2 separate regions of the Mus musculus genome follow, and region 2 is linked to region 1. A link is a loop called in an ENCODE intact Hi-C map of the cell type or tissue named here. Cell type or tissue: heart. All regions are shown on one strand. Each heading gives the region's core, and the rest is flanking DNA. Links, peaks and the distances in the headings are about the cores only.

Region 1 (15,380 bases), core at 4,424-12,423:
CAGGGCCTGTACAGTCCTCTGCCACCCACTCATTCCTCCTTCCCACTCCACCGAAACCTCTCCTTGTGGGCACATCTGTGCAGTCATTGCAGATCTTCCTCGCTGGACTGTGACTCACCGTCCTCCCCAGTGGACTGTGACTCACCGTCCTCCCCACCCACTTAACCACTGAGTCTGCCCAGCACCCTTTCTCTCACCACAGGGCAGAAGATGAATTTTGTGTCAGCTCAGCTAGAAGGCAGAGCCCATATTCAACCAAGCCCTAGACGCCGTTGTGCCTCCTGTGGTAAGATAAAGGTGTAGGACATAGCTCTGTGAAAAAAGTGCTTGTCCAGGCTATGTGAAGCCCTAGGTTTGACCTTGGAATCACATAAAACTGGGTGTAGTGGTGTGTACCTGTAATCCCCAAAAGTCAGGAGGTTCAAGAAGGAGCTGAGACGTTCAAAGTCATTCTTAGCTCTCCAGTAAGCTTCAGGTCAACCTGGGCTACGTGAGACCCTGTCACCAACCAACACGGATGCTTATTTCTCTAGAGAAACTGTGTCCGCACTCTGGTGCCCAACCTCCTCAGCCCCCAGCCACCTCTGGTCAGTATCTCTAATACCTTCAGTCAAGAGGGTGCATCCTTTGGGGGTACTCGAGCTCAGATCCTGAGTGTCCTTCTGAGTCTACACTAAGCCAGCTTTAAGCCAGCAGCTTCCGTGGGGGCAATGTCAAGGCCACAGAGGCCAGCCAGGTGCATGAGAGGCAGTGCCAGCTGCCACAGGTTGGGGTAGGAAGAGACTGATGCTCAGTCACTGCCAGGGGGAACATGGTCCAGTGTTGTGAGAGATCTCTAGTTTCCAAGAAAGACAAGAAATCTGTTTTGTAAGATTTCTCTGTTTAAAAATATTTTTTAAAAATGTTTTAAAAGAACTAGTCAGGCCCAACAAAATCTGTCTGCAAGCCAGATTCGGCCCTGGGGCTGCCAGCAAACAAGCTCCAAGTTCCACTATTCTGTAAATATTTAATAGTCTCCATTCCTTACTGTTTGCCCCCAGCCCTGAAAGTGTTGAGAGCAAAGCCTATAACTTGGACTCTCATACAGCCAACTTGAGGTGGGACAGTGACCTAGAGAGGTGGGGGGGGGGGGCAGGAAGGATGGGAGGTGTACTTAGCTCTCAACTGTTTCTCTACTTTGCCAAACACCTTTTTTTTTTTTTTAATCTGGCCCCTCCTCCCACCCCCATCACACCCTTCTATAGCCACACAGTTCTGAGGTTACACTCAGGATCCCACATGTAAACCAAACCTCTCTCAGGCCTGCCATTCCTCTCTTCACTGGCCCTTCCTGCTCAGCACCAGTGCTCACAGGGTGATCACAGCGTTGGCTCTGCCAGTTATGTGGGCAGGGCTCCAGTACCAGCTCCTCACTCAACAGTCAGCCATGACCTTAACCTTCTAGAGACTCAGTTTCCCCCACCGTCACACCTCGGCAATTTGTAGTAAGCTTTCACGACTCTTCAGGAAGTCTTATTTCATTCTGAGGACAAGTTGCCCACGGTAGTCAATATTGTTGAGTAGAATGTCTTGGTGCCTGTGCTGTCCCAGTGCCGCTGACCAAGGAGAAAGGGACAAACAAAACAAAAGCAAATAAACAAAAACCCTTGTTGATCTTTATCTATTTATTGTGTATCTGTTTGAGTGTGTGTATGTGTGTGTGTTTGTGTGTGTGTGTGTGTGTGTGTGTGTGTGTAGGAATATACATGCCACAGTGCGTGTGAGGAACTCAGAGAATAATTTGTGGGAGTCAGTTCTCTCCTTCTACCATGTGTGGTCCAGAAATCAAACTCAAGTGGTCAGGCTTGGTGGAAAGTGCCTTTTATCCACAGAGCCATCTTGCTGGCCCAACATGTCAACCCTTCTGCTTTGAATCTGAATCTCAACGACAAATCCAGGCAGGCTCCAGGCCAGGAACAACTTCACAGCACTCTCTGTCTCCTCTTCTGGTCATGAGTGCCCATCCCTGTCTGCAACCTTCCCTCTCAAGTCCAGAAGACACTTTCCTTTTCTTTTTCTTTCCCTTTTTCTTTTCTTTTCTTTTCTTTTTGTTTCTTTTCTTTTTTTTTGAGACAGTGACTCATGTGCCCCAGGCTGGGTTCAAATTCCCTATGCAGCTGAGGATGGTCTTAAATTTATGTATGATCCAGCTTGTGTTCTAGTTTGTTTTTTGTTGTTGTCATACATATCATGATTAAAAAGCAACTTGTAGAGAAAGGGGTTTATATTTTCTTACAGGTTAAAATTCATTGTGGAAGGAAGCCAAGGCAACACCTGAAGGCAAAAGCTTGAAATAACAATGACAAAGGAGCTCTCCTTACTAGGTTCCCCAAGTCATGCTCAGCCATCTTTCTTAAACATCCAGGCAGACCTGCCTAGGGATGGTGCTGCCCACAGTGGGCTTGACACCCCCATATCAGTTAGCAATCAAGAAAATGTCCCATAGAGATCCCCATAGGCCAATCTGATAAAGGCAATTTCTCAACTGAGGTTTGCTCTTCCCAGGTGTCAAGTTGATAACCAAAATTGGCTACCACACCAAGGTTCCACCTCCCCCCAATCAATAATATTACAGGTGTGACATCATGCCCAGTTTATGCAATGGTTGGGATTGAACCCAAGACTTCCTGCATGCTAGTCAAGCTCTCTACAGCTTTTTGCCGTGTGTGTGTGTGTGTGTGTGTGTGTGTGTGTGTGTGTCCAATAAAACAGAGTCTCCTGGAGTCCAGGCTAACTTCAAACTTGCTATGTAGCCTAGCGTGGTGATTTAAATAGAAATGGTTCCCATTGGCTATTATATTTGAATGCTTGGTCATCAGGGAGTAGCAATAATGACAGGGATTAGGAGGTGTGGCCTTCTTGGAGGAAGTGTGTCACTGGAGGTGGGCTCTGGAGTTTGAAATGCTCAAGCCCAAATGTGTCTCTCTCTCTTTCTGTTGCCTATGGACCCCAGTATAGAATTCTTGGGCTACTTCTCCAGCACCATGTCTGCCTGCATGCTGCCATGCTTCCCACTGTGATGACAATGGACCAAAGGTCTGAAACTGTGAGCCAGCCCCTACTAAATGCTTCTCTTTATAAGAATTGCTGTGGTCATGGTGTCTCTTCACAGCAATGGAACAGTGACCAAGACACCAAAGAAGACCTTAAACTCCTAACTGTCCTGTTTCTGCCTTCCAGGAGCTGGGATTTCGGGTATGCACCACCATACCTGACTAGGCACCTTCTCATAATGTAATCTAGGCAAGGATTTTGTAGAAGCAAGAAACAGGGACCATTAACCCCTCTAAAGGACCTAATTTTATTTTATTTAGTTTGAAGGTCTCAGCTGTGGAGCCCAGGAAGCAGGCAGGCCTGGACTTAAGAGGAGAAAGGCGCGTCCCTCTGGCTCCCCTGAGGCTGTGCTTCTTTCTCCACCAGTACAGAAGACAAGAGACCCAGGGTGCGCACATGATGTCACCGAGGAGGCACTCAGGTTGGCACCACTGGCCATTTCAGAGATGTGTCTTTTAGGAGAATGACCTCAGTCAAGGGATTCTGGGAAGCAGTGGCTTCCAGCATCTGGAACTCACTATTGGTAAACAGAAGGCTATGGCAACAGGGGTTGGAAGAGCAGCAGCCCTGGCCAGGTGACCCCTGAGAATCAGTCACTTGTGAGAGGCCACAACATTAACATTCCAAAGGGTCATGATTAGGGGTGTCAGAACACAAACATACTCTTCTTCACATTTCCAAATAAAATCTAAGCAAATCCAAAGCTGAGTGGAAAGTTGAGCTAAAAGGAGAAGTTGTGAGGGCCAGCTCCTGCCCAAGGACCTTAAACACACACACACACACACACACACACACACACACACACACACGCACGCACGCACGCACGCACACACACACACACACACACACACACATGCACACATGCATGCTTGCACTTAGTCTCAGAAAACCCTTCATAGAAAATCTCTTCATAGATGCCACTGGAATTCACTGATTAATTCATGGGTCTTCTCTCTGCTTTGGGCCAGATATCTGCTCCAGCTCCAGCCACCTTCATATAGCATAACAGAATATAGCTCACTAACGTTTATCTGTGGACTAATTGTCCACCCTTGGGCCAATTTGCCTTCCATGAATTCCCATTAACCTCCCTGCCCCCACCCCCTCTGTCTCTCTCCCTCTCTGGTTTTGGGGTTTTTTTTTTTGTTTGTTTTGGTTTGGTTTGGTTTTTGGGTTTTTTTTTTTTTTTTTTTTTTTTTTTTTGGTTTTTCGAGACAGGGTTTCTCTATATAGCCCTGGCTGTCCTGGAACTCACTTTGTAGACCAGGCTGGCCTCGAACTCAGGAATCCGCCTGCCTCTGCTTCCCAAGTGCTGGGATTAAAGGTGTGTGCCACCACCGCCCAGCCCCCTGCCCTCTCTTAATCTCCACACTTCCATGTCTCTGGACTCTAGTTCAGACATGATCATGGTTTCCATTGGGACCACTAGTTTTCTACTCTTTGACTACCCCAGCAGACTTTCCTGTCTTAGAGTCCCAGAGAACAAGGGCTAGGGTCTAGGGACTGCCCACCAGAGTTTTCTAGACAGTAGACAGAGGTATCATCCTCCACAGAACTGGCTTTGCTTACTCATTGGGTGGTACTGGGGATGGATGGCTTCAGCAGCCTGTCTGAAAATCTGAATATTACTTTTCACTAGAAAACTGTGTGTCTATTTGTTTGCTGTTTTCAAAACTGGATGGATCCATACATCCTTTAATCGAATCATACACTTACATATTTTTTTCCTTTTAGCTTGGCATAGTGGCACACACCTTAATCTCAGTCTTCAGGAGGCAGAGGCAGGTGGATCTCTGTGAGTTCAAGGTCAGCCTCTTCTACCTAGTGAGTTCTAGAACAGCCAGGACTACACAGTGAGACTTGAGACTCAGTCTAAAAAATAAAATAAAATAATAAAGAAAAATTCCATTTAAGATTTATGTGCATTTGTATGTATGTATGTGTGTATGTGTGTGTGTATGTATGTATGTGTGTGTGTATGTGTGTGTGTATATATGTATGTATGTATGTGTGTGTATGTATGTATGTGGGTAACCATGGAGTTCGGAAGAGGGCAATGGATACCTTGCAGCTAGAGTTGCAGACAGTTGTAAGCTGCCTGAGATGGGTTCTGGGAACCCGACTCTCATCCTCTGCAAAAGCAGTAATCACCCTCAACCACTGAGTCACCTCTCCAGTCTCTGAATAATGAAAATCCCAAGATGACTTTATACCCATCTATATTAGTCAGGGTTCTCTAGAGGAACAGAACTGATAGATGTTTTATATATATATGGGATTTATTAGAGTGGTTTACAGGCTATGGTCTGGCTAGTTGAGCAATGGCTTTCTCCTAATGGAAAGGCCTAGAATTCAATTGTAGTGGGTTGGCCTGATGCTGCTTGTATTTTAATGTGAACACTAATTCCTCAAGATGTGGTTACCCCAGAGACAGAGAGTCCACACATAGACCCAAGTGATGCTATGTGACCTTGCCACCAAATTATTTCTGATTGGTAAAGATGCCCACAGCCAATAGCTGGGCAGAAGAGGCAGAGGCTGGTTTTAGGGTTCCCGGGCCTGGGGAGTTGGAGAAGAACCAGGAAGAAGAGAAGAAGGTAAATGGAGGAGAAGCTGCCATGGGCTAGGTGAGTCATGAAAACATGGCTCTGCGGGCTGGCCAATTGGAGTCAAGAGCATCCCAGATGAAATATAGTAAGTAATAATGTGGGGTTATCAAAGTAGATTCTAATATCATAGAGGGTAGATATCTGCCCAGTTCTTGTGCTGTTTAAGTCTATTGTAAATATAAGAGTCATGTGTGTCTTTTATCCAGGAACTAAATGGTCAAAGGCAGGGTAAAAACCCTGGATTGGGACTAAACATTTCTACAACATCCAGTAGTTGTTCAGTTTCTATACTGATGTCTCAGTTAGAATCCTGAAGAAGTAGGTTCTAATACCAGTGAAGGAATGACTCCACAGCAGAATAGATGAACTTACCAGTGAGAGTGAGAGCAAGCAGGCAAAAAGTCAAAGTTTTTTTCTTCCGTGTCCTTTTATGTAGGCTGACGCCAGAAGATGTGGCCCAGATTTAAAGGGAGTCTTCTGGCTTTAAATGACCCAATCTAGAACAATCACTCACAGATATTTCTTGGTTACTTCTCTATTGCTGTGTCAAAACAACATGACAACTAATAAAAGAAAGCATTTGGCCAGGAAGTGGTGGTGCACACCTTTAATCCCAGCACTTGGGAGGGAGAGGCAGGCAGATCTCTGAGTTCAAAGCCAGCCTGGTCTACAGAGTGAGTTCCAAGACAGCCAAGGCTACAGAGAAACCCTGTCTCAAAAAGTAAAACAAAACAAGCAAACAAAATAGCAAGCAAGCAAACATTTAACTTGGTGCTCATGGTTCCAGGTGGTTAGAATCCATGCCCATGACAGTAGGCAGCCAGTGGCACAGTAGCTAAGAGCTTACATGTTTGACACAGCAGCAATGAGGTGCAAACACACACACACACACACACACACACACACACATATACAGAGAGAGAGAGAGAGAGAGAGAGAGAGAGAAGAAAGAGTGCTAACTGAGAATGGCATTGGATTTTGGAACCTTAAAAGCTCACCCCCATTGACACACCTCCTCATCTTTCCCAAACAGTTCTAGCAGCAACTAAGACCAAGTATTCAAACATATTGGACTATGAAGGCCATTGTCATTCTAACCATCACAGTTGTGCTCAGCTGCTTGAGTTCTATATGATTCCAGATGTAATCAAGTTGACAACCAAGATTAGCCATCATACCACCCTCTGACATAGAAGTAGTTGGCATAATTTAAAATTATCTCCCAATCCATTCCTAGCAACATTACATTTTTGGAGAGAATTTTAGTTAATTATCAAGTCATAAAATTCCTTCAGCAAAAACAAGATAAAACTAAAAAAATAAATAAATAAATAAATAAATAAATAAATAAAAATAAAGATTGTCTGTGGGATCCTTGCAAATGCTATGGACTGCAGAGGAATGATCACATCAGGCAATCATCTTCAACATCAGTTGAAGGAAACCCAGTTCAACATCACTTAGCTGGTGTGGGTGGTGTGAGCAGTTTATTTAAGCCCAGCACAACTTTGGAGAAAAGTTTTCTCATGACATCACAACAAAGTTTAAGGCACGAATACATCAACCTTCTTCACAAAGCGTATGCCTTTTGCAAAGTACTTGTGATGTCTTTCATAAAAATGGGTCCTCTTGGGCCAGGCAGTGGCGGTGCATGCCTTTTATCTCAACACTTGGGAGGCAGAAGCAGGTGGACTTCTATGAGTTGGAGGCCAACCTGGTCTACAGATTGAGTTCTAGGATAATCAAGCTACACAGAGAAACCCCTGTCTCAAAAACAACAAAACCAAAACAACCAACTAGAATGGGTCCTATTGACTGAAAGCCAGTGCTCAGGATAAGGGTCTGGGGAGGAAGGGTCTGGAATAAGCATAATAAAGTAGACTCTTTTTTAAAAAAAGATTTATTTATTCATTTTATGTGAGTACACTGTTGCTCTCTTCAGCTACACCAGAAAAGGGCACCGGATCCCTTCGCAGGTGGTTGTGAGCCACCATGTGGTTGCTGGGATTTGAACTCAGGACCTCTGGAAGAGCAGTCAGTGCTCGTAAGCCATCTCTCCAGCCCTAGACTCCTTTTTCAAAGCACATGGGACCTCTTTCATAGCAATGAGTTCTAATGACTGAGAAACAGTGCTCAGGAGTCTGGGGTGAGGCCTGGCTCTACAGATAGAAAACAAAACAAAACAAAACAAAAACAAACAAACAAACAAACAAACAAAAACAAAAAGCAAAAAACATCAGGTTATTAACTATATCCAATCCCAGATTTCTGGGCAGAAACACATGTAAGTCCCTTCCACTGAAGAGAAAGGCCTGTGAGTTTAATGGTCCTAGTCTGTCCTAAATATATACATTTTAAACCTTCAATTTATAAAGCTACTGAAAACATTGTAAGCCTTTCACTTTGACTTTTTGCTCATTACGTTTCACTTTAATAATCAAGATATCAGAAAGCAAAAAAAAAAAAAAAAAAGTAAAATAAATGAAGCTGAGTGTGGTGGCTTCCTCCTAAAAACCCAGCCCATAGACTGGGAGTTTGAAGCTAGCCTAGGCTACATAGTGACACTTGGTCTCAAAATGGCAAAGTTGGGTGTAGTGATGCATGCCTTTAACCCCAGCACCCAGGAAGCAAAAACAGGTGTATCTCTGAGTCTGAGGCCTGTCTGGTCTACATAGCAAATCCTAAGCCAGCTAGGACTGCATGTGAGAAATACTGTCTAATAAAAAATAGTACAAATCAAAACAAATAAATAAAAATAAAATATCTTTACCATTTTATGGACAATTTTAAAGAAACTAGGACAACAGAAAGGATATGTAAGAGATATAAGAAAGTACTTGGGATCCCAAAATAACATTAATTAATATAAAAGAGAAATGTCTGCCTTTTGATAACTATAATATTTCTATGATCCACTAGCATCATCATCATCACCATCACCATCATTATCATCATCATAATATCTAAGGCTTTACCAAAGAAAGTTACTTGAAGGCTTAAAGCTTGAAGTCTTCATGTAGACTGATTTAGGAATATTGATTAAGGCTCCCTGTAACTTTGATCAACCTTGACTGCTAAGTTAGGCCCTGAAGTCCCGGAGAGCCCTTCTGTCCTGGACTTGCTTCATGGTTCCAGGAAGCTGGCTTCCCCCTAGGTTCATGAAATCTCTTTAGTTCTGTGAGTCTCCATAAAGAACTGCACATGAAGGTTGGAGGCCAGGGATTGCCGCGCACCTGCCAGTAGGGGGCGAATCTAGTCTTTGCCTTCCCTTTCCATCTTACCCTTGTAATGGTGGGCTCCTATTTTTTACAATGGAGATGACCCAGGAGCAAGGCCTTACTGGAATACCAAGCAGGGGAAGCAAGCACAGGATGCAGTGGCAACCTGTCAGCCCACTGGAGCCCAGTCAGGCATCATTCACTCCTTTGGTCCATGAACACGTGGGATAAGCACCCTTACAGGAACGAAGAAACATAGACGCCCCTTCCATTATCAGACAACTGAAACAATGCCTCTTGTCCCCAAGCAGACTTCCTCAGTGATCTCACGCTGGGAAAAGGAAAAGGCTGAAACATGGTGCCAGCCGGAGCAGGACCTTGTCTTCTGGAGGGAAATTTCACACAGTACAGACAACCTGTCAGATCTCCCTGCAGGAGAGACTGAAGCTGGGGCGAGGATGAAGGGTGGAGCCACACCTCGACCAGGACTTCTTAGCTGTGTGTACTTCTAGCTGGCTCCCTATGTAAACCATAACCTGGTGCAAGGACCCCTGAAGACGGACTGAGCATGGTGGCCACATTGACTAAATCTCCTTTTTCTGCTTTTCACTACTAATTTGTTTCCTTAGGTGGTCAACTGAGGACTGGTCCCTCAGCCTGGTTTATTAGGGCTTCCAGAGCCCAGGAACAATGAGACACTGTTTTTTGTTTTTTGTTTTGTTTTTAAACTAGAGAGATTAATGGATTTGAAATAATCTAATCTACAAACTGGCCAGAGATCCATTCTAGTAATAGCCACTGACCACACGGAGATGGGGTCCTCTTACAACTTGTCAGCTTCTCAGCAAAGTAAGGCAGACTTTGGGGGAAAGGCGAGTGTTCTTGGTGCTTTAGTTTTGACTGAATTCTTTTCTAAGGAACAAGAGCAAAACAGGAAAAATATGACTCCTTCTATGAGACATCACAATTTTCCCCAGGATGAGAAAGAAAGAAAAAAAAAGGTTGGATGAGTTTCTTAGATAAGTAGAACACACACACACACACACACACACACACACACACACACACACAATCACTGTGGTTCCATGTTCTGCCTCTCCTGGTGGGGTGCCCAGGAGCTGATGGAGTCCACATCTGCCTCTTCTCCACTCAGTGCCACCAGCATTGACAGCAGCCTTATCAAAGCACGGGTTTTTGCAGATTGTCCTTTGCACTGTGACTTAGCAGTGTTCCTGGTCTTTAGCCACCAGATACCAGTCCCCTTTCTTAAGTCAATCTGACCCCAGACATTGCCAATAGTGTCCCTTGCTGGGCAAAACAGCCTCTTAAACTCAAAGCTCTCTCCAATCCTGTAGAACTCTTTTGTTGTTGTTTTGTTTTGTTTTTCGAGACAGGGTTTCTCTGTGTAGCCCTGGCTGTCCTGGCACTCACTCTGTACACCAGGCTGGCCTCGAACTCAGAAATCCACCTGCCTCTGCCTACCAAGTACTGGGATTAAAGGCGTGCGCCACCACTGCCCAGCTGACATTCCATTTTTTACTTCCTCCAAAAACAATCCTGGCTGCTCTGTAAGATATACCTACGCTTTTGGGGCAGGTGCTGTTTGCTTTGGCAAAGACTAGTCCACCAGGCAGAAGGGGGAGCCTTTGCTAATTAACCTGGGTGTCTCCAACACAGCTTTGTTCTTCTACCCTTGCAGGGAAGTGCTACCAGGGCCTCCAATTTAAGAGTCCTGTGGCTTGAGGGCAGTTTCTGCATTGGAAGATAATAAAACAATATTCAATTACTGTTCCTATTTGCTTCCCAGAAGTAGCCCAGAATACAGGAGTGGGGACTCTTTCAACTGCATTACCCAGGTGTCTTTGATGCCTACTATCTGATAGACTCTAATTCTTCGAATAGAAGGTATCAGACTGGGAGGCAGAGATGGATAAAACTTATCCTTTGTAGTCTGCAAGTTCCCCCAGCTATGGTAGGTGGGGGAGATGTGGATCTGCAAAACAATAAACCAGAAGTTCAAAGGTCATGTAGAATCCTCAGCATGACAGAACAGGATTGGTTAATGAGGGGCAGAGGTAAGGTTGAAAGAGGGAGGGAAGGGGGGAAAAAAGGAGAGCTGGAGAGGACTAGGGGAATCTGGCTAAGACTTTGAAGTTGAGGAAGAGCACCTTCTTCTGAGCAGTCAAACTGAGCAGAGGCCTTCGGGTGTGCATCTGGGAGGTTCTCCTGCAGGAGTTGCTATGAAGAGCCCACTCTGTAGCAGGCTCAGTACTTGAAACTAGAGGCAAACAAAGATCAATTCTGGTTGGGCAAGGTAGTGCATTGCCTGTAATTCCAGGATTTCGAAGGCAGAGGTAGGAGGATCACAATTTGGAGACCAGCCTGGTCTCTATAGTGAATTTCAGCCAGCTGGATCTACACAGGGAAGACTCTGTGTCAAAAACTCAAAACCCAGTCTGGAGAGATGGCTCACTAGTTAAGAACATTGGCTGCTCTTCCAGAGCACCCTGGTTCAATCCCCAGCATCCACTCACGGCAGCTCACACTGTCTGGAAGTCCAGCTCCAGACATCCTCTGACACCCTCACATAGACAAACACACAGGCAAAGCACCAATACACATAAAAATAAAAAATAAATAAATCATTAAAACAAAGCAAAAAAAAAAATCAAAACTTCTCAAAACCAGAAAGCGCTTGGACTGAGTGAGCTACAGTCCTGATGGAAGCATCTCTGTGTTCTGTGCCCTCCCGCTCCTGTTTCCTGAAGAAACACTTTAAGGTGGACCCCAGTCCTATCCAGAAGGCTTGCAAGGTCCTAGACTACAAACTCAACCTGAAGAAGGAGGCGTTAAGAGTTGGTTCTTCTGATGCAGGAGCAAGCAGAAGCAGCAGAACCTCACCCGACTAGCCAGCAGCTGCTCGCTGAACCAAAACACACACACACACACACACACACACACACACACACACACACCCGGGGGTGAGGGGGGACGGGAACTGGAGCCACCTCACCTTGCTCCACTGGCTGTGCCGCAGCCACCACTAGGTGCCTTACTGCCCAGGCCTGCAACAAGGATGGAAAAACCAGGACAACAGCTCAGCCCCCCCCCCCCCACACTTGCAGGGCCATGTCTGACCCCCACTCTGCAGGCGCTTGGCTGCAGCTGTCTTTTCTGAGAGGGCTTATGCGCCCCAGGTTGGCCTTCAACCCCTTGAAGATGAAGATGATGATCTAATCTCTCTGTCATTACCACACCCTTTTTGGATTTTTTTGTTTTATGGTTGTTTTGTTTCTGGCCTGGGGATTTGGAGCCTCCACCTCCCAGGTCCTGGGCTGCCCAACCTATGTTATGAGATGTTTCTCTGTTTGTTTTTGTTTGTTTATTTCTTCTTTGAAGCAGTTTCATGCACCATTTTGCCCTGAAATTAGCTGCTTTTGTGTGTTAATGCTTTTCAGCTTGCTTGTTAGGGACATGTTGGGTTTTCATTTCTTTCTTTATTTCTTTTTTTTTTTTTTTTTGGTTTTTCGAGACAGGGTTTCTCTGTATAGCCTTGGCTGTCCTGGAACTCACTTTGTAGACCAGGCTGGCCTCGAACTCAGAGATCTGCCTGCCTCTGCCTCCCGAGTGCTGGGATTAAAGGCGTGCACCACCACGCCTGGCTGGGTTTTCATTCCTAACAGTTTCAGATTAATAGTGAAATTTTTCATAGAAACTTAAAAAAAAAAACCCAAAAACACAAAACCAAGCCAACCACAAACCTCCAGACAACAAACTTGAGATAGCCAATAAAAAAACAGTAACAAAGCGAAGGCACACTCCCCTTCCAGTCCTTCCCCTGAGTCTCTCAGAGTTTGTCTAGCAGGGTAGACTGCAAACAGATAATTGCTTCCGCTGGGGACTGTTCTACAGGGAGTTGTCAGGTGTCGCTGGAGCACAAAGCATATGGGAAACAGTTGTGTATGTGTGAGGCTGCGAGAAGATCCTAGGGTGGCCTGATTAATGTATCAGTCAGGTTACCTGAGAACCACATTGTGCCCTTAAGCTCAAAAGATGGCCTTTAGTAAAATTTGCTTAGTTAAAAAGAGCATCTGAAAAGCTCTTCTTCATCAGGGAAGCGTCACGTTCCACCGTTACACGGGTAAACCTATGTCTCTTGGGGAGTGGACAGGTTGCCCAGTGGTTAGGAGTCCCTGCTGCTCTGGCAGAAGACCTAGCTTTCCTTCCATACTGAGGCTTACAACTGTCTGTAACTGCAGACCCAGGGGATCCAATGCCTTCTTCCAGCATTGGCAGCCAGCTACCCTCACATGCCTATATGCACAAAAACACACAAAATTACAAAATCTTGTAAAACAAAACAAAAAACCCTACTGTTGTCGCTAAATTAGGGCTCAAGGATGACCGACATACAGCGTAGGTCAGGAGAAGAGACACTGAGCCCTGAGCTCAGGCTTGTGGCTGTGGAGGCTCCTTGTTAGTATCACACTGTTCTTAGACCCTCACTGCTTCTGAAGCCCAGACACCTGGCCTGACAGATGGCCAGGGCTCAGGCTGCTCAAGGGGACTACGTCTTACTGGGATATTTTGGGCTATTTTCCTCTCATTTTTCCCCTTGTCCACTACTGCTCTATTTTTTTTCTTAAAATGAACTTGTTTTTTTGTAAAAAGCAAAATCACTATAGGCATTGCTCCCTTCACCTGCAAAAAAAAAAAAAAAAAAAAAACCCACAAAAAACAAACAAAAAAAAACCCCAAACCAAAAACAAACAAACAACCCCCCTCCAAAAACACAAACAAACCAAAAACCAACCAACCAAACAAACAAACAAACAAAAAGCCATTGTGCATAGCTGGAAAGAACATTTGAAGATATTTGGGATGGCCATTATGATGTGGATGTCAGTGTCCACATGTCACTTAACAGAGGTTAAATACTTCTCCAAAGGAGCTGGTAGATCTCAGAATAAACCTGGTCACTAACATGGGTCTATGACATTGCCCCTTTAGCTAAAAGAAATATCTCAACTCAGCTTTGCAAAGCCTCTGGTTCTCTCTGAAAAACTCAAATGGGGCTGTTCTGTCTAGCTACTTTTCTATTGCTGTGAAACAGCACCAAGACCAAGGCAATTTATTTTTGTTGTTGTTGTTTTGTTTTGTTTTTGAGACAGGGTTTCTCTGTGTAGCCCTGGCTGTCCTGGAACTCACTCTGTAGACCAGGCTGGCCTGGAACTCAGAAATCCACTTGCCTTTACCCACCAAGTGCTGGGATTAAAGGCGTGCGCCACCACTGCCTGGCAGTGGCAATTTATTTAAAAAAAAAAAAAAAAGCCTAAAATTAGGGGCTTGAGTGCAGTTTCAAGACTGAGTCCGGGCTGGTGAGATGGCTCAGTGGGTAAGAGCACCCAACTGCTCTTCCGAAGGTCTGGAGTTCAAATCCCAGCAACCATATGGTGGCTCACAACCATCTGTAACAAGATCTGACTCCCTCTTCTGGAGTGTCTGAAGACAGCTACAGTGTATTTACATATAATAAATAAATAAATCTTTAAAAAAAAAAAAAAGACTGAGTCCATGACCATCATGGCGGAAGTAAGGCAGCAAGCAAGCAGGCATGGTGTTGGAGCAGTAGCTGGACGCTTATGTCTTATCCAAAAGTTGGAGGCAGAGAGAGAGAGAGAGGGGGGGGGAGAGAGAGAGAGGGAGAGAGAGAGAGACTGGACCTGGTGATGGCTTTTGAAACCTCAAAGCTCACCCCCAATGACACACCTCCTCCTACAAGGACAGACCTCCTAATCCTTCCCCAACAGTTCCACCAACTAGGGACCAAACATTCAAATATATAAGCCTACGGAGGCCACTCTTATTCAAATCCCCATGCACTTCTCACATGTGGCTAATCAGAGCCTGTAGTGGTTTGAATATGCTTGGCCCAGAGAGTAGCACTATTAGGAGGTGTGGCCTTGTTGGAGTAGGTGTGGCCTTGTTGGAGTAGGTGTGGCCTTGTTGGAGGAAGTATGTCACTGTGGGCGTGGACTTTAAGACCTTTGTCCTAGCTTTCTGGGAGCTAGTCTTCTAGCAGCCTTCAGAACACGATGTAGAACTTTCAGCTCCTCCTGCACCATGCCTGCCTGGATGCTGACAAGCTTTCTGCCTTGATGATAATGAACTGAACCTCAGAACCAATAAGTCAGCCCCCACTTAAATGTTGTCCTTTTTAAGAGTTACCTTGGTCATGGTGTCTGCTCACAGGAGTAAAACCCTAAGACAGTTGCGTGGCTTTTGTCGCATCTAGAAAACACCATCTTCTTCTGGAGATGCTCAGCTGGTAAAGTAAATAACCCAGAACACCTGATGATCATTACATAGAGAAAGTCTGTCACAAAAAGAAAAGGCAACCATAAGGAAACAGACACAAGAGGTGGGTAGAGTGAGCCTGAAACCAACCTAACCATAAGAC
Region 2 (15,380 bases), core at 4,463-12,462, 110 kb after region 1:
TGTTGAAAGGTCCAGCTTTTAAGATTCCCAGTAGAGCAGACTCAGGGAATTTTCTCAACCAAAGCACTCAGGTAGTTAGCACAAACAAATATTTAATACGGATGTTTGTAATGACCTTGAGGCATAGCAGATGTGTATTTTGCAATATTTTATTCTTGGATGCCAGTTTTCAAAGCATTTATAACCTCGACCAGAACAGAACATTGTATCCCTTGAACATGTTAAATAAGAATAAACTTGAACCTGGGTTTTCTGCCTTTAACCCTAAGTATGTCTTGCCTGTATTGTGAATTATTTATAGTGTAGCTTTTAATTATTGAAACCATAGCTATATCCTGCCTGCTTAGTCATTTCACTAATTCTTAGGGTCTACTTTTAACCCAAATGCCCAAGCAGTAGTGTTCACTTCTGTACTCATACTTGAACATCTAAAGTAGATAATAATTAATAATGAATCATCCTTTTAAAAAATTCTTTAGCTCTGTAAGAAGCATCATTTTGGAATTAACAAGCCTGAGAAGATTATACCATCTCCTGACGACTCCAAGTTTCTACTGAAGACATTTACAAATATCAAATCCAACGTGTCTGCTCCCAACAAAAAGAAAGTAAGACTTTGATTGACGTGGGCTTTGAATCCATCATCGATTAGCCATAAGTTGAGGGTAAATAAATCCATCTGGAAGCTTTTTTTTTTTTCTTTTTCTTTTTTGTATATCAGAAGACAGTCCTGTGTTTGGGGATTGTCCTAACTTGAAGGCTTGCTTTACCTATTAATTTATCGTTTGACTCCTGACTTACAGATTGACTTCTTACAGGTTAAAGAAAGTAAAGAAAAGGAGAAACTGGAGCGGCGTTTGCTTGAGGAGTTGCTGAAGATGTTCATGGACTCAGAGTCCTTCTATTATAGCTTGACCTATGACCTGACCAACTCGGTGCAGAGACAGAGCACTGGGGAGAGGGATGGCCGTCCCCTGTGGCAGAAGGTATACCCACAAGGCGGAGCGGTGATGGCTCCTGACCAGTGCCTGTTTGCCTTTTGTAGGAAATTAAAGTGTCCCTGAGCTGATCTTTTTCTCTGCCTTTCTAGGTTGATGACCGATTTTTCTGGAATAAGTACATGATCCAAGCTCTCACTGAGATTGGTGTGAGTAGACGCTTCTAAAACACTGTTGTTGCCATTGTTATGCAGAGGTCGCTTGATTTGGGTGAATTCTGAGATTTTGTTAGGAGCTTCTCCTGCAGAGGAGACTCATTTAACTAAGGAGATGAAGGCGGTGCCTTCAGGTGGTTTATAGCCCATGGCCAGTCTCCTCAGCACTCTGTTCAATGAATGTGATGTCATACACCTGTAAGAGATGTGTCACATGTCACAAGCGTCAGGTCCTCTGGGCTCTGTAAATATGTTCAACTCCATCCACCTTCAGAAAAAAACAGAAGTGGGGGCAGTAGTAAGCAGATCTCAGTGCTGTACGTAGTGAGTAGTAGGACCCAGTGATGCCCATAGAGTGCCTGAAAAGGGACTCCATTGGGAATGCAGGAGCCTAGCTTTCTGTAGTGATACCATTTTGGTTTCTCTGCTGGGGTTTGGCCAGTATTACAGTGGTTACAAACTGCAGGGTGTGGTGGTGTGATGGCATGACTGCATGGAGTTCTCTCTGGTTTTGTTTTTACATTGTATTTATTAGTGTGTGCACGCACACGTGCATGTGGTGAGGTCAGAGGACAACATTTGGAGTTGGGTCTCCTCCCCATGGCCTGCAGGGATTGAAGTCAGGTTGTCAGATTCCTCGGCAGCTGCGTTTGCCCTCTGAGCCATCTTGCCTGCCTCGTTCTGGAAGGGTGGTTACTTTCTGCTTTCCACTTCTGTCAGAAGTACTTGAGTACAGTGACTTCTTGTCACTGAGATAATGGTGTCTGAGATGGGCGGGTTGAGCAGAGAAGAGTTTTATTATGGCTGGTGATTTCAACACATCATCGTGGGTGGGGGGGGGGGGAAGCGTTTTGCCGTGGTGGGCCAGGCAGTAGGGAGACAGAGATACGGATGTTCACTTCCCCCTTTATGCTGTCTGGGCCTCAGACGATGGATGATACCACCTGGGTACGTCTTTTCTTTACAGTTAGTTCTAGAAACAGACACAAAGATGCACCCAGAGGTCTGACTCTTATTCTAGGTGATTCTGAGTCCAGTCAAGTTGACTGAAGATTAGCCATCAGGTCCTATTACGCATGTTGGAGAATTATGGCTGAGGGCTCTGTTTGCTGTGTGCTTTAGACACTGAACACGAGACAAAAATAACGGAATGGGGTCATCTGTTAGCTTCCTTAGCCTTTCAGCTATTTTTCTTTCCCCATTTCTCCTTTACTGATGGTTCATAGCAGTTACTGAAATCTTAACTAGTGCATTTTCAGCCAGACACCTACTGTGAGGTTGAGGCATAGGGCGTTCTTAGCTTTCTGATACTGATCATGCAGTAAGTGACCCTCAAACTCAGTGACAGGAGACAAGTAAGGGCGTTGATAATGAGTATTTGTTTTTATGATGACAATGTGGAATTCCAGTGTTTGGTGAGCTTTGTCAGACACTTTCACATTACTGTGAAAAGCTAAAGTATAAGTAGTGAGAATAGTAGTAAAATGAAGACTGTAGGCTAAGCCTTTACCTCATTGTTGCCATCGCCATCCTTCTGAAGGTCTGAGTTACAGAGAAAACACCAAGTGAAACTAAGCCCGGAAATGAGTAGGACCAACAGTGCAGAGAACAGAGGACAGAGTGGGACCCATAGTGCACAGCACAGAGGACTGGGTGGGACCCATAGTGCACAGCACAGAGGACTAGGTGGGACCCACAGTGCACAGCACAGAGGACAGGTGGATTTGGAACTGATGTTGAAGAGGGGTGTGATAGCACACGTCTATAATCCCACACTCCAGAAATTGAGACAGGACAATCTGGACCACACAAGAAGACCCTGTCTCAGAGCAAAGTGTGTGCGTGTGTCTGTGGATGTCAGAAAGCGACTTCAGATGTCGTTTCTCAGGTGCCTGGTTTATGTAGAGACAAGTTCTCTCACTGGCTTGGAGCTCACCAAGTAGGCTAGGCTAGGCAAGCAATGAGCCCCAGGGATCCACCTCCCTCCACCTCCCCAGCACTAGGTCACAAAGCGCATGTCCCATGCCTGGCTTGACGTTAACACAGAAGTGCTTTAGACGGAGCCTCTCCTCAGTCTTACTCTGCTGCTTTTGCAACAGGACCTGATCTAGTCCAGTCCATTTTCAAACTTAATACGTAGCTAAAGATGACACTGAACTTCCTACCATGTTTCCTCCTCCAAGTGCCTGCTTTAAATTCTTAATGTGTTTCGTTTAGAAGAACAGAAGACTCTCTGAATAGGGCTCTCCTAATTAGTTAGATGACATTTTAAAATGAGACATTTATGGAAATCCTCTCTGCTGTTCATTTACTATTTGAATTTTAGGCTGGTGAAGAAAGTGTTTCTCTAAAGCAGGTTGTGAAGTGGAGCTGAGCTGAGGCAGAGCTCAGCTGCAGAATGCTTCCATGGCATCCCTACAAATGACAGCAACAGAACTGGGCATGCTAGTGTGTGCCCGCCGCCCAGTATGTGGGGGTGGAGGTAGCATGTACCTGCCAGCCGGTACCTGGGGGCTGAGGCAAGGCCCCTACCTAACATTCCAAGCCTGTCTGAGCTGCAGAGTGAAGCTCTGCCCAAAGAAAAAGGGGGCTGGAGAGATGGTTCAGCAGGTACAAGCATCCGGTGCTCTTGGAGAGGGTCTAGGTTTGGTTCTCAGCACCATCCCCAGTAACCCCAGTTTCTGGGGATCTGACGCCCTCTTCTGGCCTTCGCAGCACCATATGCATGGTGCAGACACAGACAGGCGGGCACAGCTACATAATAAGTGGGTTTCTTTATTATTTTTGAGTAGTGAACTGTTTTGTAATGGATGGATCGGGACAGATTGCATTTTGTTATGGGCTAATGCAAGTGAACTTTGGAACTCAGCTTTAAAGCTTTGCCTTCCTATATCTAAAGGAACAGCTATCAGAGCTCCGTGGTTAACTACTTGTTGGCAGGCAGTGCACTTTACTTTACACATGCTTATATACAGCCTTAGGAGGCCCCAGTAGTCCCATTCCACAGAGGACATCGAGACATAGGTAAGCGAGCACTCTGTCAGGTGGTGGAGTTTGAGTTTGTGTGGAACAGCTTGGTGCTCGGGCATGTTCCCTGTCAGGAGAAAGTCATTGTAAAGGAAAGGGAAGGCCTCGTCCTCCCCTGCCGTCCTGTGAGTAGAACATGAGGTTGAGAAAGGGCCTGTGCTTGTGGCAGGCTGACTGGAGGCTCTGCTCAGTCATTTGGATTTAAGTAAGTAGCAGTGCTGTGCAGAATATAAACAACGATGTTTGTTCCCATCCTAGACTCCGGATGTGGACTTCTGGATCATCCCCATTATCCAGGGTTTTGTGCAGATTGAAGAACTTGTGGTTAATTACAATGAGTCCTCGGATGATGACAAGAGCAGCCCAGAGACGCCCCCTCAGGACTCCACTTGTGTAGATGACATTCACCCACGATTTCTAGTGGCTCTTATATCTCGAAGAAGTAGGCACAGAGCAGGTAAGTAAGAGCATGCAAATGAAATGCAGGCAGGAGTGGAGGAGCTGCAGATGTGTGGAAATGCAAATGACAATCATGGCCTTGAAAGCACTGTTAGCTCGGAACTCCAAAGGCTGGGATACAATTAGAGACGGATTTCTGCAGTGGAGGAACAGGGCAGACTTAGCAAGTCAAACAGAGCAGGCTGCATGCACATAGACGATAAGGAAGTCACTTGGGATGTGTCTGAGGACAGTGTTCCAACTAAAAGCCTGTGTCACAGTGATAAATCCTTTCAGAGTGCTAACTAGCCCCTTTGGGAAAACCGTTACCTTTCATTCAAAGGATTCAACTTAGCAGTGCTGGGTACAGCCGTGGTCTTGGTATGTTGTTGTTGTTGTTGTTTACCTCTCGGTGTGTGGGCTTCCCAGGTTTTCCTGTAGATAGGTAATTAAGAAGCACAATCTAATCAGACAGATTTGTTGAGAGTTTTGCTATGTAGCCCAGGCTGGCCTCGAACTTTCTATTCTCTTGCCGCAGCCTGCAGAACATTGAAATATTAAGTGTGTGTTCCAGTACCAAGCCACGCTGAATGTTTTTTTAATAACTGTCACTGCATTCTGTTTAATTTTCTTTCAGGAATGCGGTATAAACGAAGAGGAGTGGATAAAAATGGAAATGTTGCGAATTATGTGGAGACTGAGCAGTTAATCCATGTTCATCATCATACCCTGTCATTTATCCAAACTCGAGGCTCTGTGCCGGTCTTTTGGAGCCAGGTTGGGTATCGCTATAATCCAAGACCTCGGCTAGACAAAAGTAAGCACGCCAGCTATTTGGTTTACAAGTGAAGATTTCGATGAGAATTTTTAAAAAATCAGGTGCCAGGGCTGGTGAGATGGCTCAGAGGGTAAGAGCACTGACTGCTCTTCCAAAGGTCATGAGTTCAAATCCCAGCACCACATGGTGACTCACAACCATCCATAACGAGATCTGATGCCCTTTTCTGGAGTGTCTGAAGTCAGCTACAGTGTACTTACACGTAATAAATAAATAAATCTTAAAAAAAGATCAGGTGCCAGATAGGTATGAATTTGTCTCATTTAAAACAATAACTCTCAGGGCTGGGATATGACTTTGAGGTATGGTTTCCTGACCAGCCTGCTAGAAGCCCTGTTCAATCCCTGTACTAAAAACTACACAACAAAAGCCATGCCTCCCACTGTGAGGAAGTAGCCTCAGGACCCGGTCCTTTCCTGGATGTTGCAGTTTCTCAGCAGGCTGATAAAGCGCCTCACTTCACAGAGTCTGAACTGCTTGCTTTGAAGTTTATCTTCTAGAACATTTAACCCTGGGAAAGAATGACTGTAGCCAGTGTCTGTAGAAGCAGAGAGTGTATTAACTAGACACTAGTGCACAGGAAATCAGTGAGAGATAGGGTTTTTTTTTTTTAAACATTTAAGAGTTATTTTCTTAGACTATTTTAACTTTAGTATCAAACCATCATTTTAATTTTTTTATTATAATTCACATAAAACCTTTACTGAAAGGTAGGGTATGTGTGGGTGTATGCGCATGTATGCATGTGTGTGTGCCTGTGTGTGCATTTATAATTTCATAGTTGGTACTTTCAGATATATTTTAGCTCATTCTAGTTGGAAAAAAGAAATCTTAATTTAAAATGATGGTTAGACAATCTTACATTTAAACTGTTAATGAATTATTAAAAAGTAAGAATGGGCCCTGCAGTAGTAGTGCATGCCCTTGATCTAGCACTCAGGAGGCAGAGGCCAGCGGATCTCTGGTCTACAGGGTGAGCCCTGGGGCAGCCAGTGCAATACAGAGAAACCCTGTCTTGAAAAATAAATAAGAAAGTAAGAATAAAGATGGGGTAGGTGGGGCTGGAGAGGTGGCTCAGTGATTAAGAACACTGACTGCTCTTTCAGAGGACTCAGTTCAATTCCCAGCAACCACATGGTGGCTCACAACCATCTGTAATGGGATCTGATGCCCTCTTCTGGTGTGTGTGAAGACAGCTACAATGTACTCACATATATGAAATAAATAAATCTTAAAAAAAAAAAAAGATGATAGCGTAGGCACGCGTCTGTCTCAGCACTGGAAGGAGAAATGGATTTTGTATTGCTTCTTTGCAGGTGAGAAGGAAACGGTTGACTGTTTCTGTGCCCATTTTGAAGAACAACTGAAAATTTACAAAAAACAGGTGGGCTTTAGTATGTAGTAAGAACAATTTCCTTACATGTGGAATTCCATGAATAAAAACCATGTACTGTTCATAATTAAACAGCCACTTTTAGCGTGAAGATTAAACATGAGTAAGCTAAGAATACTCTCGAATCAGCTGCTTTAGCTGTTTGGAGAAAATGAAGTAGATGCTGGCAGTTGTCACAGACTAGGATAGGCCTCTCAGGACCTTGTGTGCTCACACGTGGAGTACAGTTAAATAAGGCAGAGTGGACTGAAACCCTCTTGGTGGAAAACAAGGCCAATAATTTTGATATGAGAGTAATATATGAAAGTAATGTTCTTGTCTCTTAGGAATGACCAATCTGACTGTATAATGACATGGGAGTCATTTTTTTCCTGGCCAGCCTGGTCTACATAGAGAGTTCCAGTCCAGCTAGCCAGGCAATATGGTGAGACCCTGTCTTAAAGTAAAGGAGAGGAGAAAGATGCTGAGTTCCTGCTTCAGGAATGGACAGACTCAGTGCTGCATGTCTTCCGTTCTTCCCAGACTAGTGTCTAGTTCATGTAGCTTCAGCCAGAGACTCATAGGCAACAGGAAGAAAAAAAAGTAGGAAAGAAAAACAATCATTATTTAATAATCATATTCAAAATTTAGATAGTTTTATAATAGATAAAAGCAGGTATTTGCTTTTAAAAATGGAAACTCATATATTGCTAGCAATAACACAAGTTGGTAAGGCACTTTGAATGTAATTATCAATTAAAATAAAACATGATAATACTTAACTATACTTTTCTTTTTGATACCCACTACACACACACACACACACACACACACACACACACACGCGTGTGTGTGTGTGTATAATTCTGAGAAAGACTCTTGATCTGAATGTAAAAGGTTAAACATTAAAGATTTCAGAAGACAGCATAGTGTTTCAAACTGAGTCATGAGCAGGATTTATAAAAGCAGTTTCCTTATCTTTCTTTGTTTCAAATGTATGATTGTCTATCACATTTTATTAGTCACTTGATAAAGAATAATGCCCAACCAGGAAATAGTTATTTTTGGGCTGGAGGGATGTCTCAGCGATTAAGAGTATGTACGGCTCTGCAGAGGATCTGGGTTTGGTCCCAGCACCCACTCACACAAAGAGAAGAGAAGAGAAGAGAAGAGAAGAGAAGAGAAGAGAAGAGAAGAGAAGAGAAGAGAAGAGAAGAGAAGAGAAGAGAAGAGGTGACATGACATGTGTCTTCAGTCCCAGCACTCTGAGCCAGGGGCAGGAGGATCTCTGTGAGTTCGAGGCCCTGAATGTGTAATCTCAGGGCTCTTAAGGAGAGCTTGGACGTGGAGAAAGGAGAATCCTAGAGCTCTGTAGGCCAGCTTGCTGTAACCAATACAGACACTGCCCCAAACAGGATGGAAGACAAAGGCCTACATCTAAGGTTGACCTCTGACCTCTGCACATGTGCTATGCTGTGTATTCACCACACAAAGATACATACATGTACAAAACAACAACGCTAACCATAATGGAAAGGGACTAACTTGATTTTTACTTTACGATTTTTTACTATTTGTTATTTCTGGTTATGCACAATTGAAACGCATGCATAAAATAAATACTTTTTAAAAAGGCATTATGAAGAGAATGAAAGGTAATTCAGAGATTAGGGGAGGCTGGAGAGTTAAGAGCTCTTGTAGAGGACCCAGGTTCCAACCCTAGAATACATATGGTGGCTCACAACCATGAGTAAGTCCACTTCCGGGGAATCTGACACCTCCTTTTGAGCTCTGAGGGCAGCAGGCACACACATGGTACACACAGGTACATGTAGGCAAAACACACATAAAATAAATCTTTAATAGTTAAGATTTGGTCTGTTATCTCGCAGCACATTTAAATGTCTTCTAAACCCATTAAAAAGGATGTACAATACAAAAAAAACTGGACAGAATAATGTAACAGGATTTTATGTACAAGGATATTTTATAAAGTCAAATCCATCAGAGAAGGTGCGTCATCTCATTAATCATCAGGGAAATGCAAATTAAAGCCATGACTCACACACTGGGGAGCTGAGGGGAACCGCTGAGAAGCGTCAAGTCTGGGAAAGGATGCAGAGCAATTAGCACTTAAATCGGCAAACAGGACTCCAAGTGTGCTCAGTCACGGGTGCTTATGCAAGAGCCTCACTGCAGCATCAGAGCCAGCGGCTGCTGAGGGCGGCATGAAGGACTGGATGTGGTCAGGAATGATTTGGTCTTATTCTGCATTGAGTTCCTTAATAATGTGTTGATTCGTGTTGATTCATGCATTATTGATATTCCTAATTGTAAGTAGCATTAGAAAGAATAAGCCATATTTAAATGCAACACAAATTGTTAAAAGGAGCAATACTGAGGTGTGCACGCCAGGAAATAACCTCTTCCCACACTTGTCCCTGCTCCCCGTTGACGCACGTCAATATCTAGAGGCGGGCGCTGAGCAGACACCTCCTGGCCTCCAGCAGGAGCCTGGCAGTGTTCATTTATCTGTGTTATCTGTGTCCTTCTCCTGGGTAATTGCTTTCTGCGATGAGGGGCCCACGGTCAGGGTGACTCATCCGTGTGGCTGCATTGCGCTAGCTCATAATTGGTTTAGGCTGGAGCTGTTTGACAGAAGGTCTGATGTGGGAAAAGCTTCCTGCTCTAATAAAAGATATACCGGAACCCACAGTGCCCCTGAGGCTGCTTTGTCAGGATTTGATGTTAGGGACTTTTGCATCTGTCTCAAGATGGTGAATGAAGCAGTCGGGCGTTTATCCAGTGTGCTGCTGGGGAAGCAATGAGGGAATGGCAGAGGGAAAGGCAGAAAGAACCCGAGTCCTCAGTGGTTTACTGAAGTCACTGCACTCAGCCTTGCGGCTTCCAGGCTTGCCTTGAGATTTGAGTTAGCAATCTATTGTTTGTAGCAAGGTCACCTGACACCCGCACATTCACCATGGGCTGAAGTCACAAAGAGCTGGCAGTGCACATACTGTTCTGCAGTGAAGTCTCTGGCTGTTAGTCTTTTCCCCAGAATTCTTAGGTTAGGCAGTGGTGGCACATGCCTTTAATCCCAACACCTCCGGAGGCAAAGGCTGGCAGAAAAAAGGAAAAGTTCTAAATTGGGAATGATGGTGTGTATCTATAATCCCAGCACTCAGGAGGAGACTATAGAGGTTGTAAAGGGGATTAGTCCAGCCTAGGCTATCCAGTAAATTCAAGGCCTGGGCTATATAAGAACTCAGTTTGAAAAAACAAATTGGTTATAATGGTGCACACCTTTAGTCCAGCACAAAGTGAGTTTGAGGCTGACCTGGCTTACATACCAAGTTCCAGGACAGCCAGGGCTACATAGTGTGACCCTGCCTCAAAAACAAAATAATCCAAAGTGAAGAGCTGGCAAGATGGCCCATCAGGTCAAGCACTTGATGGGCAAGCCTTATCACCCATGTGTACATTTTCATCCCTGGCACCCACGTAAGGGGGCGGGGCGTGAGAGCAGACGCCATAAAGTTCTCTAACTCTGCCCCCTGCACATGCTTATACATGTGCCCCCCACCGAGAGTAAAGACAATTTTAAAAGTCTAAGAATTAGGGAACTTGTTTTTGCAGAATGAATTTGTGAAGGCAAACTTGTTGAATTAAACAGCATATACACTTAAAGTTGATATTTAGCATTCAGAGATACTGCACCAGAAGCACTGAAAATCCTCAGACTTGCCCTGCCCACCCAACACAAGCAGCAGGAAATTAGAAACCGTTTTTAAGGGATCACACAGCTTCTATTCTCAGTAGCAATGGGACCCCGCTGTTGTTTTTCATGTTCACCAATGCTGACTCTGTTCAGTTATTTAAATTTACCCGTCAGTAGGTTAAAACCTCTTTTATATCCTGACATTTGCAATTTACTGTTAGTAGGGACTGTAGCATCTTGCTCACTGGGGTCTTTTGTACCCAGTTTTTTCTTACTCTGTTTATGGTACTCTATAAAGTGTTGATTTTCTGTGGCAAGTACATTCTCATGAGAGTTCCTTGTTTTGTTTTTTTAAACCTTTGCTGATAATGTCACTTGTACACAGATTTAAATTTTTCCTGTTGTCACATCGGAAACATCATCTTTGTCTTCTGGTTTTTATTTTATGCTTGGGAGGTCATGCTTCCACCTACAGCTGTGCAAAAACTACTACTTTTTTTGTGGCTTTTTTTTTTTTTTTAAATAACATTTAGGTCATTGATGTATCTAGAGTTTATTTTGTGTTTCATTAAAGAGATATAGGGAACTCTTTTATAAGTCTCTTTTCCTTGTAGACAGACAGTTGTCGTCCCAGGGCCCCTGATGGTCATCTGTGCTTGCTCACAGCAGTGTGCTTAGCTACCTACCCTTCCTGCCTCAGTGGACTCAGGTCTTTGGCCCTCAGCCTTGTTCTCCTCTGTCAGTTGCCTATCTTTAGTTTCACAGTCTTGCTTGCTACATAGACTATATAGAATTGTTCCAGATGGGGCAAATTTCTCTGTGTTTATTGCTTTTCATTTTTTTCCAAATATTTACTTTTTGAGAATATTTACTTTTTTAGAATTAAGTTATCTTTTCCATGAAAAGATCCTGGTTGAATTTTGATTGGGATGGTTGAGTATATAGATTAATTGGAAAGCCTTGATATCTTTACAATATTGGACCTTGAGATTCAGCAACATGGTACATATTTATGTCTATTCAGATTTCCTTTTACATATTTCAGTAGTTTTATGCTATCTCATTTGTAGGGTTTTTTTTTTTAAACTTATTCTGCCTATTCAAAATACCTACTATTTAGGTTGGACTCAGCAGTCAAGACCATGAAGGTCCAGAAGGATCCAGGTTCAATTCCCAGCACCCACATACAACTGTCTGTAACTCAAGTTCCAGGGGCCTCTGATGCCTCTGACCCCCAGGGCTGGACACAGACACAGACACACACACAGACACACACACACACACACACACACACACAAACTTAAAAATCTTAAAAAAAACCTTTGCTGTTAAAAAAGAAGCATGTTTTATTTTGTGTTTTGGTTGGCTATTGCAAATTTACAGGACTATTACCATTGATGTTAACAGCTCTCATACAGCTAAACTTATATGACAGATATTTTAATTTTATGGTAAAATTGGTGCTTGAGTAGACTAGTTTCTAACTAAGCACAGCTATATTTGTAAAATGTAATTCCAAATGAATTGTTCCACTGGCCTTCCAGTTCTGAGGTCTGGTTAATATTGCTACTTTCTTGCTCATCATTACCACAGGTTATTGTTAACTTGGTAGACCAGGCTGGAAGGGAGAAGATTATTGGTGATGCTTACCTGAAGCAGGTGCTGCTCTTCAACAACCCCAAGCTCACCTATGTCTCCTTCGATTTCCATGAGCACTGGTAAGGGCGTCCCCAGAGGGAAGCGGCTTAACCTTCTCTGCTCTTTCCCTTCCTCTCTGCTCAGAAGGGAAGGATGTGAGGTTTACCTGCTGTTCATGTCTGTGGCCTTTGCTTTAAGCTGTTTGCCTTTAAGTTGTTGCTGAAGTTTTTACAGTCTTTCTGTTCCAAAATGTACTGGGACACATAATCACAGCGGCTGAAAGCCACAGGTATCCTTCTGGCTGTCTTCATACTGTTAGCAACACCTCTGTCCCCAGGATAACTCCTAGCCTGCTCTGGATGGTCAGCTATTGGTGAATCCTGTTGCTGACATCTTTAATTTATGTTTATTCTGAAAGCAGGATCCACTTTGCCACAATGCTTGTTCTGCCTGTGAATTTGCCTAGGTTGTAAGGAGTTGTGGGGAAAGAGGCATATGCATGCATTGCTTTGGTGTTTGTACATGTGCTTTCAAGTGCAAATAGGTATAGAATTACCTATACTTATTCTTTTGTTTGTTTGTTTTGTTTTTCGAGACAGGGTTTCTGTGTGTAGCTCTGGCTGTCCTGGAACTCACTTTGTAGACCAGGCTGGCCTCAAACTCAGAAATCTGCCTGCCTCTGCCTCCCGAGTGCTGGGATTAAAGGCTTGTGCCACCAGACCCGGCTTACTTATTCTTTTTAAGAATTTTGAGCTACTTATTAAAGATCCTAAGAAGCTGGCGAGATAGTTGGATGGGTAAAGACATCTGCTATCAAGTTGGACAACCTGATTTGATCCCTGGAATCTGTATGGCAGAGAGAACCAACTTTTGAAAGTTGTCCCCTGACTCCACGTGTGCACACCATGGCACGTGCGCCCCTCACTCCACATGTGCACACCATGGCACGTGTGCCCCTCACTCCACATGTGCACACCATGGCACGTGTGCCCCTCACTCCACATGTGCACACCATGGCACATGTGCCTCTCACTCCAAGCCTGGACACACAGAGACTAAGTAAATAAAATGTGATTTAAATATTAAAAAAATATCTTAATAAGATTTTTTTTTTTTTTTTTTAGTTAAGGTCTCACTATGTATCCCTGGCTGGCCTCAAACTCACAGACAGTCTCTGCCTCTCAGATTCTTCCATTAAAGGTGTGCCCTCCCACACTCAGCTTCGGTTGGTTTTGATGATGCTGGCATTAAAACCTGAGCACACTAGGCAAATGCTCTACCACCAAGTTACAGCCCTGGCCCTTTCCTCTTGAGTAAATTAGAATATGATTTTGTTATAATACTAAAGCCGGTTCTTTGCTTTCTGTTTTGGGGAATGGGGTTTAGCCGAGGAATGAAGTTCGAGAATGTTCAAACCCTCACGGATGCCATTCATGACATCATCATTGACATGAAGTGGTGTTGGTAGGTACTGGACTTAGTTACTTTTCTACAGTTGTGAAGAGACGCTGTGACCAAGGCAACTTATAAAGAAAGCATTTAATTTGAGATTCCTGATTACAGAGAGTTAGAGTTCGTGGCAGGGAGCATGGCAGCAGGCAGGCGTGCATGGCACTGGAGCAGCAGCTGAGTGTTCGTCTGACTCATAAGCACAAGGCAGAGAGGAGAGAGAGGGAGATGTTAACTGGGAAGGGTGTAGGCTTTTGAAAACTTAAAAGCCCATCTAGCAACACAATTCTTCCAACAAAGCCACACCTCCTAGTCCTTACCAAACAGGTCCACCAACTGGGGACCAAACATTGAAATATATGAGCCTATGGGGCATTCTCATTCAGCATTCCCATTCAAACCACCACAGTATTTCACAAAACGTTGTTTTGACTTTTGGTCTGTGAAATCATGTGTTTTCTGCCCCGTTTCCTTCCTTTTTGGGAGTGCCACCATTAGGCAGTGCTGCTTGTGAGCAGGGCGTGGTGTCAGAGGGTTGGAAAATGAAGTGGAGCAGCTGCTGCTCTTGAAGGACTTAAGTGTGTCCCTCTCACTCTGTGGATTCCATTTTGTTTTCCTCCTTTGTCATCCCTCATGTGGGAAGGGAAGCTTAACTATATTCAGACTTCAGGCATTTTGAAAGTAACAGAGAAGGAAAAGATGCCCAGACTCTAGGAGGTAGGCGAAAGAGAAAGAATATGGTCTTAGAGGCCAGGAGAGAACATGCGATTGGATGTGAAGACTGCATGATGGCCTGAGACTAGAGGGCACAAGCACGACTGCACGACTCCTTACCATCCAGTAAAGCCAACTAGTGTGTCTTTGAGAGGTCCACTTGGAGTTAGAAAGGAAGGCAAGACAAGATGGGGTTTTAAATGTTCATGGTTGTGTGCAACCCCACTGCCCCGAGAGGGAGGGAAGTCGGTTACTCTCTCAGTCTCTCGGATCTTGGCTTTTGAGTTCTTAAATGGGGATAAGAATGCCTCACTGCCAAGTTATTGTAACCGACAGGAAAGTGTGTGGAGCCCTCCGTGCTGTCTGACATTTAAGGATGTTCCTACACAGTTGCCAGGCAGTGCTGCTGTTGCCATAGTGTTAAGAGTTGAATTGAGTTTCTTGAAAACTTTTTTGAAATTGTAAATTAATCCCATACTTCTTTTGACAAGGGTTGATCAAGCTGGTGTGATATGTAAGCAAGAAGGGATTTTTCGAGTTAATTGCATGGACTGCCTGGATCGCACCAACGTGGTCCAGGCTGCCATAGCGCGCGTGGTCATGGAACAGCAGGTAATCTGGAGTCCTTTTGATTTCAAATACTCATGTGTAAGTAAATAGTGAAACATATTCTCAAAGTCCAAATATTTTGTGGAAAATTTTTTAGCATGTAAATATCTTGTTACATAAAAACCCGAGAAATGTAACTTAGAAGTAAGTAGATGTGGTAGCATTTTCTTACATATTCAACCTGCAAACATTTTAAATCTGTTGGGGGTTTCATGTGTTTATTTTCCATTGTTCTCTGAATTTCAAAACTGCCCTTCTGTATTTTGGGCTGGGAGTCTGCACAATGAATTTCTGTTAGCCTGCCCTGGCACTGTGAGGTAGGGATGGGGCTGCAGGGGGCGGGAATTAGAGGAGACTGCTATCAAGGATGGAAAGCCACAAAGCCCTTTGCCTGTTGCACCCCTGTTAATAGCCGGCTCTCTGG

The links. Hi-C counts contacts between places; a loop is a spot of excess contacts. Peaks named below come from ENCODE experiments on the same cell type or tissue, not always from the same donor. Only the 100,000 strongest peaks of a DNase experiment are listed, where the experiment ranks them.
Region 2: a loop joins it to region 1, with 2.1 times the contacts of the local background. A loop is called at or near these places in 9 of 42 quality-filtered maps.

Annotation. Positions count from the first base shown.
Region 1 is chr7:128,554,635-128,570,014 of GRCm38, forward strand. No RefSeq gene overlaps it. Among named protein-coding and RNA genes, the nearest start is that of Bag3, 39 kb to the left of the region's middle. In heart, for the core only: a CTCF peak has its summit at 8,928 (motif pointing right); no DNase peak of the experiment used is centred there.
Region 2 is chr7:128,663,159-128,678,538 of GRCm38, forward strand. Inpp5f (inositol polyphosphate-5-phosphatase F) reads left to right here. Exons shown (of 20, transcript NM_178641.5): 4 at 480-608; 5 at 819-986; 6 at 1,091-1,147; 7 at 4,439-4,637; 8 at 5,256-5,435; 9 at 6,773-6,840; 10 at 12,140-12,264; 11 at 13,571-13,648; 12 at 14,839-14,959. Among named protein-coding and RNA genes, the nearest start is that of Inpp5f, 59 kb to the left of the region's middle. In heart, for the core only: no CTCF peak of the experiment used is centred there; no DNase peak of the experiment used is centred there; H3K4me3 peaks cover 1,098 bases; H3K27ac peaks cover 1,430 bases.